Regions from separate parts of the Mus musculus genome. Here region 2 is linked to region 1. Evidence: chromatin loops called from intact Hi-C (ENCODE). Cell type or tissue: heart. All regions are shown on one strand. Each heading gives the region's core, and the rest is flanking DNA. Links, peaks and the distances in the headings are about the cores only.

Region 1 (10,013 bases), core at 996-8,995:
GGGAATTGCCTAAATAAAACAACTTAGCATAAAAGAAATTAAACTTATACTTACGGATCAATAGAAACCTTAATACAGGTCATGTTCTTGTCCCTCTGCTTGTTGTCAGCAGCATTAACTACAAGATGAAAATATCACAATGAATGATAAAGCATATAGGGTCCACTTTTCCTTCCAGGTCCCTCTAGTCTTACTAAAACTTGATATGCCAAGAGTGGTTGAAATCCATGGGAGGCCTCCCCTTTTCTGAGAAGAAAAGGAGGAGGGCAGGTGGAGGGAGGGTAGTGAGATGGAGGGACTAGGAGGAGAGGAGGGAGAGAAAGCTGTGATTGGAAAGGAAAATAAATAAATAACCCATTAATAAAAACTAATTTTTGAAAGAAAAAAAAGCATACAGGGTCATATCAACTTATGGACACATTCTATGTACATTCCAACTTAGTAGCAATATCTATAAGTGGTAACAGTCGATCACTGTTAACTTCAACTATAAAAATATTGTTTGCTAAATAAAACTAAGTTTTACTCAGTAATTCTAAATTACTATTATATTACAGCAAACACACAAAAAGATGTGTGTGTGCAAACACACACAAGGCAGGGGGTGTTTATGGACCTACAAATATACAAAAAAGAACAAAAGTAAATCTACTTAAAAGTAAAACATAGGGTTTACTTTATATCTTAGTGACAGTTACCATGTCTTAGTCTCCTTTAATAAACTAATGATTTTATATACATACATATTAAACTAGTTTTTTTTAACCGAAGTCTTTTTTTAACTGAAGTCTTTAATGCCCTTATGATTCAAAATTCTAAATCTTAAACTCATTGTAAAAATACTTTTCTTTATATAATTAGTTTCTCAAAACCTTACAAAGACCCTCAGTTTCCAGATTTTAAGACTATGTAATAGGCCTAAATAGTAGAGGCCAGCATAAATGCAAAGGATAACTGGGTTTACTCCATTACTTTTCTGAAGGACTTATACAGGAGAAAGCTCAGAAATTAACGAAATCAGTCTAAGAAACCTCAAACTATATTAGTGAGGTGAGCAGAGAAAGCCCAAGGCTAAAAGCATTTATAAAGCATAAGCATTGCCTGAGTCAGGTGGCATAGCCACTGACTGCAATTATATTAATCATAGATTGGGAAGGAACCAGAGGTGACTAAGCTACCCAACAGAAACACCTAATCAGTTGGTGAGAAAACTACATTTACACGTCCTATCTCCAACTCACACACTCTACCAAGATAAGGCCTTGCATTCTCCCTATGTAACATGCTTCTGAAATAACCATGATACTAATAAAACCCAGATAAGGGCAGAGTACAGGCTCTCTATGGAATATGAATGCAACACACTAACTTCACACATGAAAAAAATCAGAAAAACATTAAGAAGCAAAGAAATACAAAACCATTATAGTTGCATATCATTTTTTCTGAAAAACATATTTAACATACATACTTATTATCAATTAATATTATTTATCCTAATGTTACTTTTTATATATCATACATTATTGGTTTTTTACATATTTGCCTATATTTTAAAATAAAAACCAGCAAAATACTTTATAAATTATACTGCAAGACTTGCAGTACATGGGGAATACACAGACAGAAATACATGCATTACATCCTAAATAAGTACTCACCCAAAATTTCATCAAAGATCTTGTATAAGCCTGGAACAAAGGTGACCTCCCTGCAGTTCATCCCTACATCTTCATCATACACCCACATTAGCTGTGTCAGGAGAATGATTCAAAACAGTTTTATTACACCACAAATTCTTAACTCCAAGTTTATATACCATAAACCCACACACTCAACAAGTTACGTTGATACACATCTATAATCTCAACACTCAGAGAAAGCTGAGGAAAGACAACTACCACAATTTGATGCTAATCTGGGCTACATGCAAATCAATGCTAGTCAGAACTACAAAGTAAAACCCAGTCTCAAAAACAAAACAAAACAACAACAACAAAAAAAAAACCAGTAAAACAAAACAAAATCAAATACAAACAAAGAAAACTAAAAATCCATATTGTCAGTTACTCTATTTAAAACAGGCATTCAAAGTAAACCTGAAGTCAAGTCCTGTAGTCTCACAATAAACTTAAATAACTAAAATTGAAAAGTTGTTCAAGTTGCATTGCTTGTATTTTATTCACATGTAGGTCAGCTGTAATATAAGTCTGTAACTCAGTAACAGTTTGTGCTGAGCCAAGTATAAGGCGCTGGGCTCAATCCCCAGTGTCCAACAAAACACCTCTAACTTCAGTTTCTCTGCTCGTTTCATAAAGAGTTAAGAGTCCTAATTCTAACCATTCTACAGCAGATGGGAACCCCAAATCAAATTCTTAAGGCCTAGAAATTTCTGTTCTCTGTCAACAACTATGGATCCCTAGAAATAATACCTACATAATGTTTAAAATAATGAAGAACATTTATTTACTTTCTACTTTCACTTCAAAATTTATCTATATTCTATAGAAAAATATAGCAGAGTAAAACAATAAAAGTCTAACTTTGGACTTCCCAAAAATGTTAAATCAAGCAGAATAATATATGTAAGCCAAAGCCACAGTAAACATAAATAAATCAGCTCTAGAAGGTATCACTATTGAAGTAAACCACAGCACACACTATGTTAAACTTTTAACCAATTCTTATGGCACCATTTTATTCTACACTTTTATATTCTGATGTCCTTATCTCCATAAGCAATGAACAGATTTCCAGTTCTCCTAGGTCTCTCTCAGGGTTCATCTTGGTTAGGTTTGTTTGGTTTTCTTGTTTGTGAGTTTCAGGCCCAGAGTCTCGCGCATTGTCTTAGCTCCTCTGTCCTTCTTAATCATGATCATAAACAGACATAAAGTCGCAGACTTACAAACTACATAACCATGCCTTTATTAAAATATTTAAAAAGAAGATATGCATATCCTCTAATCTCAATCAATTTTAGCAAGTAATTACCTGTGTCAGTGGCTCCACTGATCCAATGTATGTATCAGGACGAAGGAGAATGTGCTCCAGTTGGGTCTTCTTCTGGTACACTCTCTCAACAGACAACTTCTTAGTAGAGTCATTTTTGTTTGCTGTCTCCAACTCTTCCTTTTTTGTAGCATTGTTCTGTTAGAAAAATCATCTAAATTAAATTTAAATATCCTAAACCAAGGGGCAAACAAAAATGTATATGGAGACATGACCTGGGATCCATCTTTCAGTCTTACTAATGTTACCTATCACTAGCACTTAGACAACCTTATACTGATCAGAATTAGTAGAGCAGGTCCCAGCTCTCTAAGATATCAAGGTAATGTTTTGTGTTCCCCAAAACTTCCCAAAGGATTCACGTTGCTGTCAGGTTACAGAATCAGAATAAAAACTGAATGGCTCTGAGGGTCACACAAAATAGTCGATGTAGTTAATAAATACAATATGGCCAAGATTATCATGGTTAGAAAGTGCTCAGGTTGCTCATCTTAGTAGATCATGCCAGTTTCAGTTGAGGTTGACCTAATACTAAAGCATCTATAGATTCATTCCTCTGCCAGTTCCAATGATATAGAGCTAAGTAATGGTAACTATTTCTACAACATCTGAGAACCAAACCAAACTTCTAAGTCTAAAGACTCCCCCTTTTCTTCACAGCAACAGAGCATTTCCTTCTTAGATTAGTCAGCTTTGGGGAATGCTGACTAATATGGCATCTTATTAATAAAGGAAATTAGGATGGCCTATTTTCAGTTTCTTAATATAAACATAATATCATGTCATAAATTAAATCTTTAAAATGTCACTATATATGTTGCAAAATAAAAATCTATGCCTTTTGAGTAATCTAAACAAACATACCAAAATAGGACTTGTAACAGAAAAACCTTAGGGAATTCAAATATTAACTGTAATTTCTTAAGGTCATGAATTTATTTATATATATATATATAGGCACTTAATAATGTTTAAAATACTAATTTTACTGAATTTTGCTATAGTCATATTTTCTTTCATTTATATACTTATCTATTAATAGTGCTAATTCACTTAAAAATAGCTTTGTACAAAAGAAAATAATTCCATAAGGTTTCCATACTCTATTTCTGTCAAGAGTTTGATGATAAACTAAATGGCCAAAAAGATGAACTATTACAATGGTTTTTTTGTTTGTTTGTTTGTTTGGTTTTTGTTTTTTTTGGGGGGGGGTTGTTTTTTTGGTTTTTTTTTTTTTTTTTTTTTTGGTTTTTGAGACATGGTTTCTCTGTATAGCCCTGGCTGTCCTGGAACTCACTTTGTATACCAGGCTGACCTTGAACTCAGAAATCTGCCTGCCTCTGCCTCTGCCTCCCCAGTGTTAGAATTAAAGGCGTGCACTACCACGCCCGGCTTACGATGTTTATAGCAATAAACTATTTGTAAAATGCATACTGTGATGGGATTGTCAATCTAATGAAATGTAGAATAACCTAGAAGACAAAATTTGTGGATGTATCTGTGAGGATGTTTCAAGAACAGTTTAACAAAAATGGAAAAAAGCTACCCTGACTGTGAGCAGCTTATGTAAAGTAAATACACTAGGAGAAAACAAGGACATCACCAGCACTATGCTTCCTGAATGCACATGTAATATGATCAATCAGCTTGCAGTATGGCCTGGTCCCACAGTTAGAGCCACTCTCACACCTGTCTTCCCCTCTGAACTGCCCAGAGTTACCCCCATTTTGTCCTGGATTTAACTAACATCTCCCAACTGGGAACATTTTCATGTAGCTGCAGCTACCATTTTGGTGGTCCATTGTTTACAAGGTAATTATTGTCTGTTGTAATCAAATGAACTGGACCCTCCACTCTAATCTCTGTCCTCTTCAAGCTTTGTTCTCAGGTATTTTATCACAGCAAAGAGAGAAGTAATAACCTATACAGGTCCTCAGAATAGTTAGCACAAAGATCATAATCACTAAAATCATTCTCTAATTACTTTAAAATGTGAGACATATTAATTCAAAGGAAGGTAATTTTCTATCAATAACTTAGAAAGGCGTCTCAATGCATGTGACTATTGGCATAAAGGTTGCAAACCTATAACAAGCACATAGGGAAAAAAAACTTTCTCATCAAGTTTATAACTCTAAAACATACATCAAAATGAAAATATTTTCAATATTAAGTCAACCTGAAGTCAGTGTCTACATAATTTAGATTTTGAAATTTGCCTTAGGAGTTTTTGCTAAACTGCACTGATAACTGGAGATGGACAGCATCTCAAAACATTTTCAACAAGTTAACCACATTCCTGCACCTTCTTAACAAATGGTTGCCACCACCACCACCCTACCTTCTATCTACTCCCAAATGGATATAAGAGAAAAAGAGGTGAGAATCTAACCTATCAAGTTCAAAGAATTAAACCTTAAAAATCAGAACACATAGTTTAATGTCAACAAGACTGAAGTTTAGGAAACCCCAAACCCCCTTCCCTACTGAAACACAGACTAAACTGTAATAAATGAATCACTCGTCCTTGTAAGAAATCCAGAGACTGCTTAAGAGGTCCTGTCTCTTGAGTGAAAAATACAAAACCACATCCACGCCCAGGAGCCCTCTCTGCAAGGCAGGACGGGAGGAAATGCAACTTCTTTCCCAGAGTTTTCCCTTCAAAGGGAAAGTAGAAGTGCTACCACAGGGACTGTTTGCTGTCTTTCTTGAATCTAGCACTGGCAACAGTAGCTGAACTGAGAACAAAGGAAATCAAAATGATTTAGTCCAGCACCCAGAGTCTGTAGTTCTAAGGATAGACATTAGGTGGAGCTCTAGTACCATGGCTTATTACAGTGTGTGTGAGAGGACACAGTAGGGCAGAGGAGTTGCCCAGACTGTTCCCTAAATAAAGATACAGACAATGCTCTTCCATGAACAAGCCCAGAGACGCTACACCCCTAGAAATGGCTTGCAAAGTCTCGTGACTCTCTGAATGGACTAACTAGCTGCAGAAACCACCCAGACTAGAACCAGACTGTTAAGAAGAGCTAACCCTGAGAGAAAGCAACACAAATAAATAAAAGGGGAAGCACACACACACACACACACACACACACACACACACACACACACAAAACCTTCCAAGGGATAGACTTAAATCTCCATGGGCTGTGGGTGCTCCCATCTGTAATCCTAGAACTTGAGAAATTAAGGCAGAAGGACTGCTATAAATAAAGTTTAGACTAGGCTTAGAGAAGATGTTGAGGGGAGGGGAGAAGAGTGGAGGGAAAGGAGGGGAGGGGACAGGAGAAGACAGGAGAGAAAGAGAAAAGGAAAAAATAATGGTAACAAGAAGATAAAGGAAAGGGAGAGATGGAGGTAAGAAGCAGCTCAGGGAACTGTCCAGATACACAACAAAACCAGAAAATCAGCAAAATAGTAAACAAAATGAGATAAACAGAAAATAAATGAAAAGACTCAAACATTGTTACTAAAACTGAAGAATAACTTAAAATATATGAAGACTCAACTTGGCCAATCACAAGAAAAAATAGTAACTATGAAGAAAGAAATGACAATGACAAAGGAACCACCAAAGAAAGAATTAAGAAAAATTAAAAGAACTTGACTCACAGGCTATCATCAGTCAAACAGAATGTTACACAATGTCTAAAGGAGAAGATAAAAATAGGAAGAACTTTCCAAATATGAGGAGAGAAATTGACAAATTTAAGAAGTTCACAGTCAAGCAAGCACAAACCTAAGGAACCTGTACTAAGATACATAATCAAACTGCCAACGCCATGGATAAGCCATAGGCCCATCCAGGGGGCAATGAGTTCAATTCCCAATCTCATAAAAAAAAAAGTCACGAGGGAGAGAATCCTGACAGCAATACAAGAAAACAATTCTCATATACTAAGGAGTTCTATTAGTTTCCCATCAGTTACTGCACAGATACAGACTAAAACGTTTTTTGTAAACTATTTAAGAATCAAAGAAGAAATCATAAAATAACTTAGGAAATATATGGGGATAAATAAAAGCAAAAAAAAAAAAAAAAGACGTCAAAACTTACAGGATCAAGACAAAGTGGTACCACATTTAAATTTTTAAAATGAAGATGCTGAACCAATAGCATACATTAAGAAACTATGCATAGAACTAAATCTAAAATTAATAGACAGGAGTCTATTAAGATTCAAGTCCCTCAGCCTTACTGTTGCCTCCCTTACAGAAGTTCCTTTGGCATGAGAATAAATTGGAAAAGAGAATGCTTACTAAAAAAAAAAAAAAAAAAGAGTCATCAAATAATATACACTATATACAATTAATACACTGCCTAAAATTCCAGAGGAGAAAGATCAACCAAAGGCCAAGTAACTAGTCATGTAGAGTGTACACATGATGGCTGTAGGAGCAGAAATGAGGAATGCCAGTGACTGAAGTGTTCATACAAGTAGTTAGACTGTATGCTACCTATCATACTTTATCTAGGACTTCATTACCATCTAATCACCAAGACCACTTCTGAGAGACTTGCCTCATTTGTAACCAAAATGGTCCCTGTTCGTTCTACCTGGACCTGAGGCAACTTAAACTAGGTTTGTCCTCAGTTGCAGCCAAGTGTAACATATGTACAATAAATCATGTCATTTTGACATCTCAGAGGAAAGATTTTTTTTAGATGCTTAAAGTCAATGAAAGCAAGAGTTGTGGTTTTTTGTTTTTTAAAATCAACAAAATACACAAATGTTTTTTATGGTTTAAGTGTGCAATTATCTCACACAGGCTCATGTTTCAAATGACAGTTCTCAAGCTACTAGTATTATATTGGGAGGATGTAGAACCTTGAGGAGGTGGGTACTAGCCTGCATAAACAGGTCAGTAGAAGCAGGCCACTAAAGGCTACACTTATTGGTACTAACCTCAGCCCTGAGAATGATTCTGTCACATACTCTGTGCGCCTCCCTGCTATAAAAGACTGAAATTTCTTAAAACCGTGAACCAAAGTAAATCTCCTCCGTGAAGCCGTTTCTGTCAGGTATTTTGGTCACAGCAATGCAAAAGTAACTCACTCTGAAACTGGAACCAGAGAAGCACAGTCACTGCTGTGTTTAAACCTGAATCTGGCTTAGTCTTGTTGAGCTGATTTATGGGAGCAAATTGCAAGAGGTTTGCTATGTAAACTAGAGAAATCCCAAAATGCTATAAGCAGAGCTTAATGGATACTTCAAGTAGAAGTTCAAAAAGATCAGAATGATAATAGAAAAGTAGACAGTGAAGTCTGAAACCAAAGTTTCAGGTGCAAACAAGGACTCTGTTGGAAATTGTAACCATTCCTGTTACAACTGGCAAAGAATTTCTGCATATTTTGCAGCATCCTGGTGTTGTAGACTGCTGCTTGTTTGTTATGCTCCCTCAGGAGTGCCCATATTCAGGTGTAGTCAGGTGAAATCTTAATTAGTCAGATAAGGCTTGAGCCTGTAATTGGGCAGTGGAAGGGAAGGTGGAGCTGAAAGTTTTAGAGAGGGGACAGAGAGACAGAGAGGAGGAAGATGGAGACAAGATGGAACCTAAAGAAGATGAACCAGATCTAAGTGGCCTAAAGAGCCACAGATAGTAATGGATACCATAGCAGGACAACTGAGTGACATAGGGTACATTTGCCCCATCTACTAAGTGTGTAGCATGTATTTATATCAATTGAGTTTTGAGTTCTTTATGTGGGTATTTTGGGGTTTTAAGAGTTACTGTTATAAATCAGAATGATAAATTACAAGCCTCTAGGGTTTTCATTTACTGGATTACTGGGATTTGTGACAGCTAGCCACAGGGGATAGATGACTTGGAAATGGGAAATTCAAGGGGTTCAGAGGTAGGCTAGCCTCAGAAGCCTGGGAAAACCTCGGCTTGCAGCTCCCAATTGGGGAGGGGAGACTGTGAAGACGGCATTAGCATGGAATTTATTTTTTTAATAATTACACGCTACATTCTGAAAATCTGAAGGAGGCTTAATTTAATGGACTAATAATTTAGCAGAGCAATTTTCAAAAAGGCAGAAATATTTGGGATGTGGCATGGTTGTTGCTAGCAAATTAATATTAGCCAGCCTTTCAAAGGAGGAAAAAAATGTGATTTGTCCAGAAAAGGAGCATTAGCAAAACCAAGAGCTCATAAGAGTTAAGAAGAGAGATTAGAAGTGTTAAATGAAACTAAGCAATTTACACACCAGGACGATAACAATTGTTGGCAAAACTCTACCCATCAGCTGGGCGGTGGTGCATGCCTTTAGTCCCAGCACTTGGGAGGCAGAGACAGGCGGATTTCTGAGTTCGAGGCCAGCCTCATCTACAAAGTGAGTCCCAGGACAGCCAGGGCTATACAGAGAAACCCTGTCTCAAAAAACAAAACAAAACAAAAAAACAAAAACAAAAACAAACAAACAAAAAACTCCACCCATCACAGGCTCCAGCATGCTGTGCTTACTTGGGCCCTCTAGAAAGTGTTTCGCAGGCTTAGCTGTCTAGGAACTCAAAGGCCACTACAGCTGTGGTCCAAAATGGCCAAGCTACATCTAAAACTATGATTCTGTTTTTACAAATATTCAGAATGTAGGGGCTACAGAATCATAGAATATCCCATCAAGAATTTGAGAAACGCCTATAAAACAGCAAAGCCTGACAGAAGGTCACCTATAAGAGAGCCTTCAAACTATGAGAATAATGCTTCATTTGAAATGGAGACCCCAAGAAAACTAGGCACTAAGTAGATTCAGACCAAGAGGTCACATGTGGGTTTCAAATGGCTAGGACATAGGGTGGGTACATTCAAGTTCACTGAAGCTAACATCATGCAAATGCATGTCTTTGATGCTGCATGTGGGTCTACAGGACTCAGTGTTTGTCCTACTGAACAGTGTTCTGTGTTTGGCTTGTTCTTCCCTTGGTACTCTTCTGTTCTTCATTTTTGGAACAGTAATATCAACCTCATGCTATAGTATATTGATGTTCACACTA
Region 2 (10,013 bases), core at 616-8,615, 140 kb after region 1:
AGGGTAAGCATGGTTTCAGATATTTTTTGAAAACTTGTGCTGAGCTTGGAAGTAAATTTATCATATTGTGTTATGGAAGTCGTTATTCCTGCAATTCTAGTACCAGCTGCTATTTCTAAAGCGACCAAGAGTGGCATGACCTGAACTGCCCTCTTATGTTGGGCAGCTATCATATCTACAACTGGGATTGGTAGGGGCTCATTTCCCTGGATTACTCCCAGTTCAGGGAAAAGGAGTACCAACATGCAAACTCCTGACTGACAGAAACGAGTACTAAGAGAGTGGGATATTGCTGGGATGAACTTGACCATGTGGTTTTATTTTGTGGGGCTAGGGGAATATTTATAGAAGGCTTTGGGAAGACTTGGGCTAGAAAACAAGATAAATTGTACTGTTTGTAGAGAAAAGGAGATCTAGGGAGCTTAACACTACAGCCAAGGCATGTGCTAGAGAGAAGATGTTTCACATAGTTGAGAAGTTTGCCTTGTACTGGAACAAAGGTAAAGGGTACTCTCTAGCCAAGACCTCACTCAGCAAAACTTCCAGCTTGTACAATAGCCTAAAGTCTTTTCTGATCCCAGAAAGTTACTGAATGAAAAAGTATTGCTGCTAATGTGATTCAAGTGACCCCATCCCTGGCTGGCAGCCACAGTGCCAGGTTTAGACTTGAAGGATACAAGAATGAAGTGTCACAGATCCTACCTCTGTGGCTTCTGAGAGCCTCTGAGGCCAGGCAACATGTGGTATGGAATTCTCTGCATGAAGATACTGAGAGAATAAGAGTCATGATAGGCCATTTTGTAGAGCTGTGAAAGGGAAGCTTGGGTTCCAGTGGAGACCACAAGATGTTGGAGATATCAACGCTATGAGAAAGCTGCCAAGGAGGTCAATAGAGAAGGACCAGCCTAAGAGAGAGATGCAGGCTACTGGCAGGAAAGCTGGAGGTGTGGAGCCCTTAACAGAAGACACGAAGCTACAGGATTTGGTGTTTTGTCCTGCTGGATTCTAGTCATAGTTTGGTCCATTATGTTCTTATTCCCCACTTGGACCTTTTGGGATGGCAATCTGTGCCATATATTGGAAATATGTGATTTGCCTTTTTATTTTACTGAAGGTTGAATTCTGTGATGCTTTGCATCTTAGAAGAGACTTTGGGCTTTTAAACAGTATTAAGACTGTGAAAGACTCCAGGGCATCTATGAAGACCGGGGAGTAGAGTGTGGTGGTTTGAATGGAAATATTTCCTACAGGCTCTAGTATTTGAACTCATGGTTTCCAGTCAGTAGTTCAGTTTGGGAATAGTTAGGTGGCACATCTTGCTGGAAGAAGTATGTCACTGAAAGTAGTAGAGAAAACACCTTTGTTTGCTCTCTTGGCTTCATGCTTGTGGTAAAGGATGTGAACTTTCCATTTCTTCCTATAGCCACCATGCTTGCTGTCTGCTGATATGCTGTCGCCATAACCTTCTGGAAATATCCCTTTGCCTCTGAGCCATTTCTCCCACACCTCATTTTTATTTGTGTGTGTGTGTGTGTGTGTGTGTGTGTGTGTAGCAAGTGCATACACATGCCCTTGCCATGGCATTTGGAGATCAAAGGACAATTTCTGGGAGTTGGTTTTTTTCCTTCCACTGTTAAGAGTTCTGGAAATGGTTGCAAGCCTCAATGGCTGAGCCGTGATGATGCACACCTTTAATCCCGACCCTTGGAGGCAGGGGCAGATGGATCTCTGTGACACTGAGGCCAGCCTGGTCTACAGAGTGAGTTCCAGGACAGCCAGGGCTACACAGTAAAACCTGTCTTGGAAAAAGAAAAAACCAGAGCAAAGAACAACAACAATAACAACAATGACAAAAAAAAAAAACCCAAACCAAAATACACACACACACACACACACACACACACACACACACAGAGAGAGAGAGAGAGAAAGAGAGAGAGAGAGAGAGAGAGAGAGAGAGAGAGAGATGGAATTCAGGTTATCAAGCTATAAAGCTTAGTGGAAGATAACTTTATCTACTAAGTCCAGCTTCTCAAATTTGGCACTGGCCCCAAAGTCCTGGTGTTTTGTCCGTATTGTACTACTGTCTGTTGAAATGCTTGCCTTCCCCTCAGTTACTACACATGTATTCACCCAGTTTACAGATTGAAGTCTAGGTCCACTTCTTTGAAGCATTTCATGACTTAATGAGATAGCACTGACCTTGGTCTCCTTTGTGCTAAAATAATATTACAAACAGAAGTTTAATTGTTTGGATAGAAAGTTTATTTAATTGAGAACTGTATTTGGAAATAAAGCTTTGAACCAGAGAAATAATAAGAGGAGGCAATGATAAGCAAAACCAAGTTGAAGATTTGTATTCATGAATACACCATGATATTTTAGCAAACAATACGGTAATAATTCACATATAGCTGTTATTATGATTTTAAAAACTTCTTAACCCTTTCCAGATGGAAGTAAAATGATCACAGAGAGAAATATAAATATACATTATGGTCTTGTTATATCACGTTTTATGTGGGTGCATTGTTTTGAGAACAATTCTTTCCCTGGGAAGATGTAAACAAATACCCAGCCTCTTTATAAAGCAACAACAATAAATCAAAGCAAAATCCCCAGGTCCGACTTAGGGCACTCTAAGTTTATTCAGCTTACTTCAGAGCATGGGTGAAGGGTTCCTTACAGGAGTAAGTGCCTAGGGCATCTGCACGGCCAGAAAGTTTCACTGCAGCATGGATGATGACATGACTTCTCCATGGCTGCATAGACAGAGTTCCCCTTTCAGCTAACCTTCCACAGTCCACATACCCCAATGCCTTTTGAGATCAGAAATTTGTATGTAAAACAAATTGCCAAAAGGTACTGGAGGAAACAGCACAATTTTCACTGCAGGGAGATCATACTAAGCAAATGGTGAGCTACTGGATCAGGAACAAGTTGAATTTTCTTAAACATTTTAGACAGAGTAGACAATAAATCATATCCAGGAGTAATGAGGAAATAGCTAAACTTACCTCAGATTCTTTTCTACATTTGGAAAGCAAGCATACGTGGCAACGATGGCCTGAAGAGGTTATTGCCCACAAGAAAATATATAATCATGACTACAAGATAGCATAGTCTATCCTTTATCTGAAGAAAAAGCAAAGCTCACACGTGGGACAGACTTGAACAGTTAATAGACATCCCCTGGCTGTGTTGCTACTTATCCTACTTATCCATTACAGATTTATCTCTGAGCAAGTAAAACTTTCGTAAGCTCAGGAATTTCCACTTCAGATATTGGGCAATCTTCTGGTCACTTCCTGTCATGAGTCAGCCCTTTTTATTGTTACAGAAGTAGCTGTTTACATCATTTGCTAAAGTAAATAAAGGTAAGGAAAAATGGAGGTAGAGGGGACACCATAAGCACTGCAGATCACTACAGACGTTAGGTTTTGTTATATTTTAAAGACAAAGTCTTCAGGTTGGTAGCCCAGGCTCCCTTTGCACTCTCTCCACAGCTGAGGACAGAGCTCCTGATCCTCTGCCGCCCAGGTGCTGAAATTGAGCGGTACCATTATCTGATCTCTTTGCAAACCTTTAAAAGTTTTGTAACTAACGTCTCCTAACAAATTCTCAACGTCTTTGCACATTTCTAAGTATTCAGCCATAGTATTATTTTATTGTCTACGTGGCATTTAGATGTTTCCCCAAACGACCTCGGTTTCTTGGTGACATTCTGAAGAGTTCTATGAATATTTTCTACAGAGCTACCAGGGAGGCTACAGCTATAGGTCCTCCCCGGAATGTCCTGGGGAAATGACAGCCGCCCTTCTCTGGCAGCACAGGAATATCTAGGCATTATCGCTGTTGACTAGGTGAGGTTTCCCAAGCGATCAAAACAGGCTCTGAGGCTAGAGCGGGGCACTCACAACCCGGAACCCGGAGGAAGCTCTGGCCGGAGCGTCTGACCTCTGACATCAGGCACCGGGCGGAAACGCTGCGCTGCGGATGAGTGCGCATGCGCACTCGGTGGGCGCCCGCAAAGGCTTGTTTCAGGTAGTGACTGCAGTGTGCACCCGGGTTTCAGGGTAGGGGTGGAGGGCGTCGCGTGGCTGTGAATCCCTGAGAGCTCCTAACGCTGAGCTCGGGAAGTTACACCCGGCCTTCCTAATACGGCGGTGCTGGGCTGTGGCGGGACCGCCTGAAAGGTTATCTGCCCTACACGGAAGTAGATAAAGTGCACAAGGCAGAATGGGCCTGAGGCGGCCTCCTGTGCATTAATCTTAGAAATGCCACATGGACTCAGTCCACACTGTACAGTAATCTTCGGTGAGCCTGAAGAAGGATGCCCCCTGTAGGGTGGGTTGGCGTTGTAAAACCCAGTGAGCTAGCTATCAGTTGACAGTCTGAAGGACCTCATAGATTACAAATAAAAGTTAAGTCCAAGCGAGGGTTGCATTTCTCTGTGACCACAGTCACACCTAGGGTGTGTGTAAGATTCTACTGTCGTTTAAATGATGCTTGCTGTCTCTTGTGGTCTATTCCAGGAATGTGTTTCTGATCTTCTGAATTTCAACCATGTTGTCAAAATGCTTGCAACATTTTCTAAAAGCCACAATCTCCCATCCATATCCAGCGTCATATTCTTGGTTAATAAGCAAACACAGATTTTATGGAACTGTGCCAGCAGCCATGTTGCGCAGACGAGTTGTCATCACAGGCATTGGCCTAGTGACACCACTTGGCGTTGGGACTCAACTAGTTTGGGATCGGCTTCTCCGAGGAGAAAGTGGAATTGTTTCTGTGGTTGGTGATGAGTACAAGAATATCCCTTGCAGTGTAGCTGCTTATGTACCAAGAGGTCCACATGAAGGTCAGTTTAATGAAGAAAACTTTGTGTCCAAATCAGATGCCAAGTCCATGTCTTCTTCCACCATCATGGCTGTTGGGGCAGCAGAGTTGGCCCTGAAAGACTCCGGCTGGCATCCGAAACGAGAAGCAGATCAGGTGGCTACTGGCGTTGCCATTGGCATGGGCATGGTTCCTCTTGAAGTTATTTCTGAAACTGCTTTGCTGTTTCAGACCAAAGGTTATAATAAAGTCAGCCCATTCTTTGTCCCTAAGATTCTGATCAATATGGCTGCAGGCCAGGTTAGCATTCGCTACAAACTCAAGGGCCCCAATCACTCAGTGTCCACAGCCTGCACCACAGGTGCACATGCTGTGGGAGACTCCTTTAGATTCATAGCCCATGGTGACGCAGATGTGATGGTGGCTGGGGGCACAGACTCTTGCATTAGTCCATTATCTCTCGCTGGGTTTTCCAGAGCCCGGGCTCTGAGCTCAAACCCAGATCCTAAGCTAGCCTGCCGGCCGTTTCATCCAGAGAGAGATGGTTTTGTCATGGGTGAGGGAGCTGCTGTGCTGGTGCTGGAAGAACATGAGCATGCTGTTCAGAGAGGAGCTCGGATCTACGCAGAAATTTTGGGTTATGGACTCTCGGGTGATGCCGGTCACATAACTGCCCCCGATCCCGAAGGAGAAGGTGCTTTAAGGTAAAGAACGGTTGTTCTGTTCAAAATATATTTTCCTCTTAAGATACTATATTAAGGCACTATTGGAACTTCAAATTAAAAAAACATTACCTGGTCTTGGTGTATAGTATATATTCTCTTAGATCAAAGGCTTTTTAAAAATTCTTTGCTTGAAATGATTGAAAACATTTGAAAATATTTAAACAAAAATTGAATGGACTTTAGTTAGAGCCAATAGAGTTGTGTCTTTGCTAGCTTCTTATACCCCACCTTCTGTTTGGAAATCATGAGTGTGCTCCCTTCCTCAGCCTCCCTCTGAACACTTATCAGACCTGGAGAATAGAGATAGATGTGTCTAGGTATATTCTGTTCTTTTCAAATCTTTTCAAAGCAGCATTTCTTAGCCCTGAATCACCCAGGAGTCTTGTTAACATGCCAGTTCTGACTGCGGATCTAGATTGATGCTTAAGACTCTACATTTCTAACTAGCTCCAGTCTAAAGACCACACTTTGAAAAAAAGTCCTTGATTATATGATGCCATCTAAGCTTAAACTGTATTATGTTTTATCCAATTAAATCAGCCAGAAGTTTAGCAGGCTTTCCTATAAAGGGACAAAAACTAGCTACTTTTAGCTTTGTGGATCATAGGGTCTTTGCTGTGACACTGATCTTATACAAGCTACTCAGATGAACAATCTCCTGTTATTAAACTTTATTTGATAATTTTCTTCTCTTACCAGATGCATGGCTGCTGCTGTAAAAGATGCAGGCGTATCACCTGAGCAGATATCCTATGTCAACGCACATGCCACTTCCACACCACTGGGTGATGCCGCTGAGAACAGAGCCATCAAGAGGCTCTTTAGGGACCATGCTTGTGCCCTTGCCATATCCTCCACAAAGGGAGCCACTGGGCATCTTCTGGGTGCTGCAGGGGCAGTTGAGGCAACTTTTACTGCACTGGCTTGTTACCACCAGAAACTCCCACCAACTTTAAACCTGGATTGTACAGAGCCTGAATTTGATCTCAATTATGTTCCACTGGAGTCACAGGAATGGAAAGCTGAGGGTCGGTGTATTGGACTCACCAATTCCTTTGGGTTTGGTGGTACTAATGCAACTCTTTGTATTGCTGGCATGTAAACACTGGCTTTTAATGGTCATAAATTTATAAATATTATATATGTAGATATGTCTTATATCAATATCCAATGACTTTAGCACAATTGGTATTTGTATAGTTCTTTGGTAGGGAACAGGGTGCCCAGTACTTGTTATTTTATAGCATCTTGGTGTCTCCATTGAGATTTCAGTGGCAACTAGTGACAACCAGAAATGTCTATGGAGGACAGAATAACCTGCACACAGAACCATTGATTTATGTTTTTCTAGTGCACGATTTCATCCATCATGGTCCTTTTCAGATATTTATTTAGAGACCAGCTTCTCTGAGCAAGGCTGTGCTGCTCCATGGTGTAACTAACTCTAGGGTCACCACTGTTGTACAGCATATAAACAGGACTACAATACAAGTACTCCTATTTGTATCACCACTCAGCATCCCTTTAGGACAGCTGTCAGCCAGTGATTCACCCCTGACCCATGTAGTGTCCTTGGTGGAATTTCCCCAAGCTCCCAAGATTTCAGTTCTCTGAAGGAGGAAGTAAAACAGGATTTCCTTTTTCTTGCCTGTTCTTGACCGACCTCCCTCCCTTCCTTCCTTCCTTTCTTTCCTTCCTTTCTTCGTCATCTTTTTTTCGCCTTCTTTGAGACATGGTTACTCAGGTAACCCTAGCTGTCTTGGAACTCACTCTATAGACCCTGGCTGACCTTGATCTCTATAGGGATTTGCCTGCCTCTGCCTCCTAAGTGCTGCAATTAAAGGTGTACACCAGCATAGCCTGGCTGGTTTGGCTTTTCTCATTCTAGATATGTTTGTGATGTGGTGAATGGACATAAAGATCTTTGGAAAAAACTCTTGTTAAGTTAGGCCAGCTCCTCTCTAACTTCTAACTTTGTGACTGTGACAATGTTCTCCAAGCTTCCTACTACTAGGGTAGCAAGTTCTTCAGAGGTGACAGCCATCCAGGAAAGCATTTGGTAGGCAGGGCTTTTATCTCTTCTGAGTAAGTGTTTTCATGTCTATGCAGGTCCACAATGATATGGAGCTTCAGTCAAGTGCCTACATTTCCTGGGCTCAGTAACACCTTTAATGGCTTTCTGTCCTTGTACTGTTTAATGATTTTTATTCCAATTCCATGACAAACTGCCTTTTGGCCTCTGCTTTCTTAGTGGCACACACACACACACACACACACACACACACACACACACACACAGTGTGAGAGAAAGGGAGATAGTAAAAAAGGAGATAAATGGCTATATGCCTATGTGCCTTTCTGCAGAATGGGGAGCAGTCTCACATTTTACTTAAAACTTTTTGTTCTTGTTTTAGTTTTTTTAAAAAAATAATGTGTATGAGTGTTTTCCCTGAGGAGCAGAAGATGGCCTAGTCAGCCATCATTGGGAAAGAAAGGCCCCTTGGTCGTGCAAACTTTATATGCCTCAGTATGGGGGAATGCTAAGGCCAAGAAGTGGGAGTGGGTGGGTAGGGGAGTGGGGGAGGAGGGTATGGGGGACTTTTGGGATAGCATTGGAAATGTAAATGAAGAAAATACCTAATTAAAAAAAGAGCTAAAAAAAAGGCAAAAACAATGAGAGGATTGTTGTGTATACTGTACATGCATCCTTGGGAAGAGCACTAGCTAATAATGCAATCAGCACATACAATGGTGAGCCTCTCCCTACGGTAAATGTCATTTAAACATTGTCAACAATTATATCTCCTTTCAAAACTGTTGCCTGTAAAATGATTGAAAAGCACTAAGTAGACTATATCAGAATGGGAATGAAATCTAGACAGTGTGATTCTTTTCAAGCTGTGGTCACACAGTTAAGGGGAAACAAAGCTGGGAAAGAAAAATTATTAATTTTAAAATTCACTATTTGAATGTAACAATATTGTATGAACTCAAAAATGTACTTTAAAAGGAAGAAATTGTTTTTAATGTGTAATTCATGGTTGGTGAATGAAATTTTTATTTTTGGTACAATAATATAAATGAAAATAAAAATGTTGTAAGATAAACAACAAAAAAAGTCTTCATCAGCTGATTCTGCCAGCTGTGTTTGAGATTCTCCCTTCTGCTATACATCATGCACAGCAGTTTTCCTTTTGATTCTTTAACTGGCAGAGAAAATGAAACCAATCAAAACCCCTAGATGGCCAGGTGTGGTGGTGCACGCCTTTAATCCCAGCACTTGGGAGGCAGAGGCAGGCAGATTTCTGAGTTCGAGGCCAGCCTGGTCTACAAAGTGAGTTCCAGGACAGCCAGGGCTACACAGAGAAACCCTGCCTCGAAAAATTTAAAAAAAAAAATTAAAAAAAAAAACAACAACAACCCTAGATGGTAATGTCAGTCACCTCGACCATCATCTTGGTAGGTCTTGGTGGTCTCCCAGGTGGCAAAACCCAAGATTTTATTCCTGAGCAATGTGAGCCATTGGTGTTAGTCATCTGTTTCACACATAAGTGTGGGGGCCAGAGTTTAGATTCCCAGTATCCATGTACATACCAGGCAACCGTTGCCTGCCTGTAATTTGAGCATGTGGTTACAAACACTTCAGTTTGAGACCCTGCCTATTCAGTTCTTTTTAAGTGTTCGTTGGTCACAGATACTGAACCTGTGTGACAGTTCTGAGGTTCTGCCTTGTGTATGTGTCATAAGACACTAGAATGCAGACTTGAGGGACTTCCACAAGCTATGCAAGTAACCCGTGGATATTGTTAGATCCATTTCTGCCACTTTTGTTAGCCAGATGCATCTTGTGTGTGCTTTGGAATAGCTAGTGACTAAGACTTGTTAATGTAAATTGGCAGCCATTTGCATCTGTGCTATGCAGGTGCTTCTGGGGAGTGAGTATACATGTGGCCCATAAGGCTTCACTCTTAATATGGTTCTTACAAGTCCACTCATATGCCCCTAATTGAAATATTTCTCTCTTGTTCCAGTCCATGCTTCCTAGACTACTAACCAAAAGCCAGGCCATGTATGTATATATTTCACTTTGAGGCTACCAAAGAGCGGTGGTTAAATGAGAAATGTACCTCATAGGCCTATGTATTTGGACACCTGGTCTCCAGCTGGTGGTGCTGTTGAGCTATGAAACCTTTAGGAGGGATAGCCTTGCTGGAGGAAGCATGCCACTGGGAGTGGGCTTTGAGAGTTTATAGCTTGCCGCATTTCCACTCTACTCTCTCGTTTTCTATGAGGGACTGAATCTCACAACCTTCTGCACCAGCTGTTTTGAGGGAAGAGGAAGGAAGGACGGGAGTAAGTCGTGGGTTAGTTGCCCAGGAGGCCCTGCTCTTCTCAGAGTTCAATAAGGAACCAAATGCCCAGGAATGATGTAAGTAAAGACACAGAAGA

What was found. Hi-C counts contacts between places; a loop is a spot of excess contacts. Peaks named below come from ENCODE experiments on the same cell type or tissue, not always from the same donor. Only the 100,000 strongest peaks of a DNase experiment are listed, where the experiment ranks them.
Region 2: it touches region 1 in a loop (3-fold over the local background); 8 of 42 quality-filtered maps call a loop at or near these places.

What each region holds. Positions count from the first base shown.
Region 1 is chr14:16,376,196-16,386,208 of GRCm38, reverse strand. Top2b (topoisomerase (DNA) II beta) reads right to left here. Exons shown (of 36, transcript NM_009409.2): 2 at 2,992-3,147; 3 at 1,662-1,752; 4 at 55-118. Among named protein-coding and RNA genes, the nearest start is that of Top2b, 16 kb to the right of the region's middle. In heart, for the core only: a CTCF peak has its summit at 5,814; no DNase peak of the experiment used is centred there.
Region 2 is chr14:16,237,321-16,247,333 of GRCm38, reverse strand. Oxsm (3-oxoacyl-ACP synthase, mitochondrial) reads left to right here and starts at 4,003. Exons shown (of 3, transcript NM_001359883.1): 1 at 4,003-4,044; 2 at 4,536-5,543; 3 at 6,264-8,682. The coding sequence starts at 4,567. The coding sequence ends at 6,666. In heart, for the core only: a CTCF peak has its summit at 4,322; a DNase peak (open chromatin) is centred at 3,993; H3K4me3 peaks cover 1,658 bases; H3K27ac peaks cover 2,203 bases.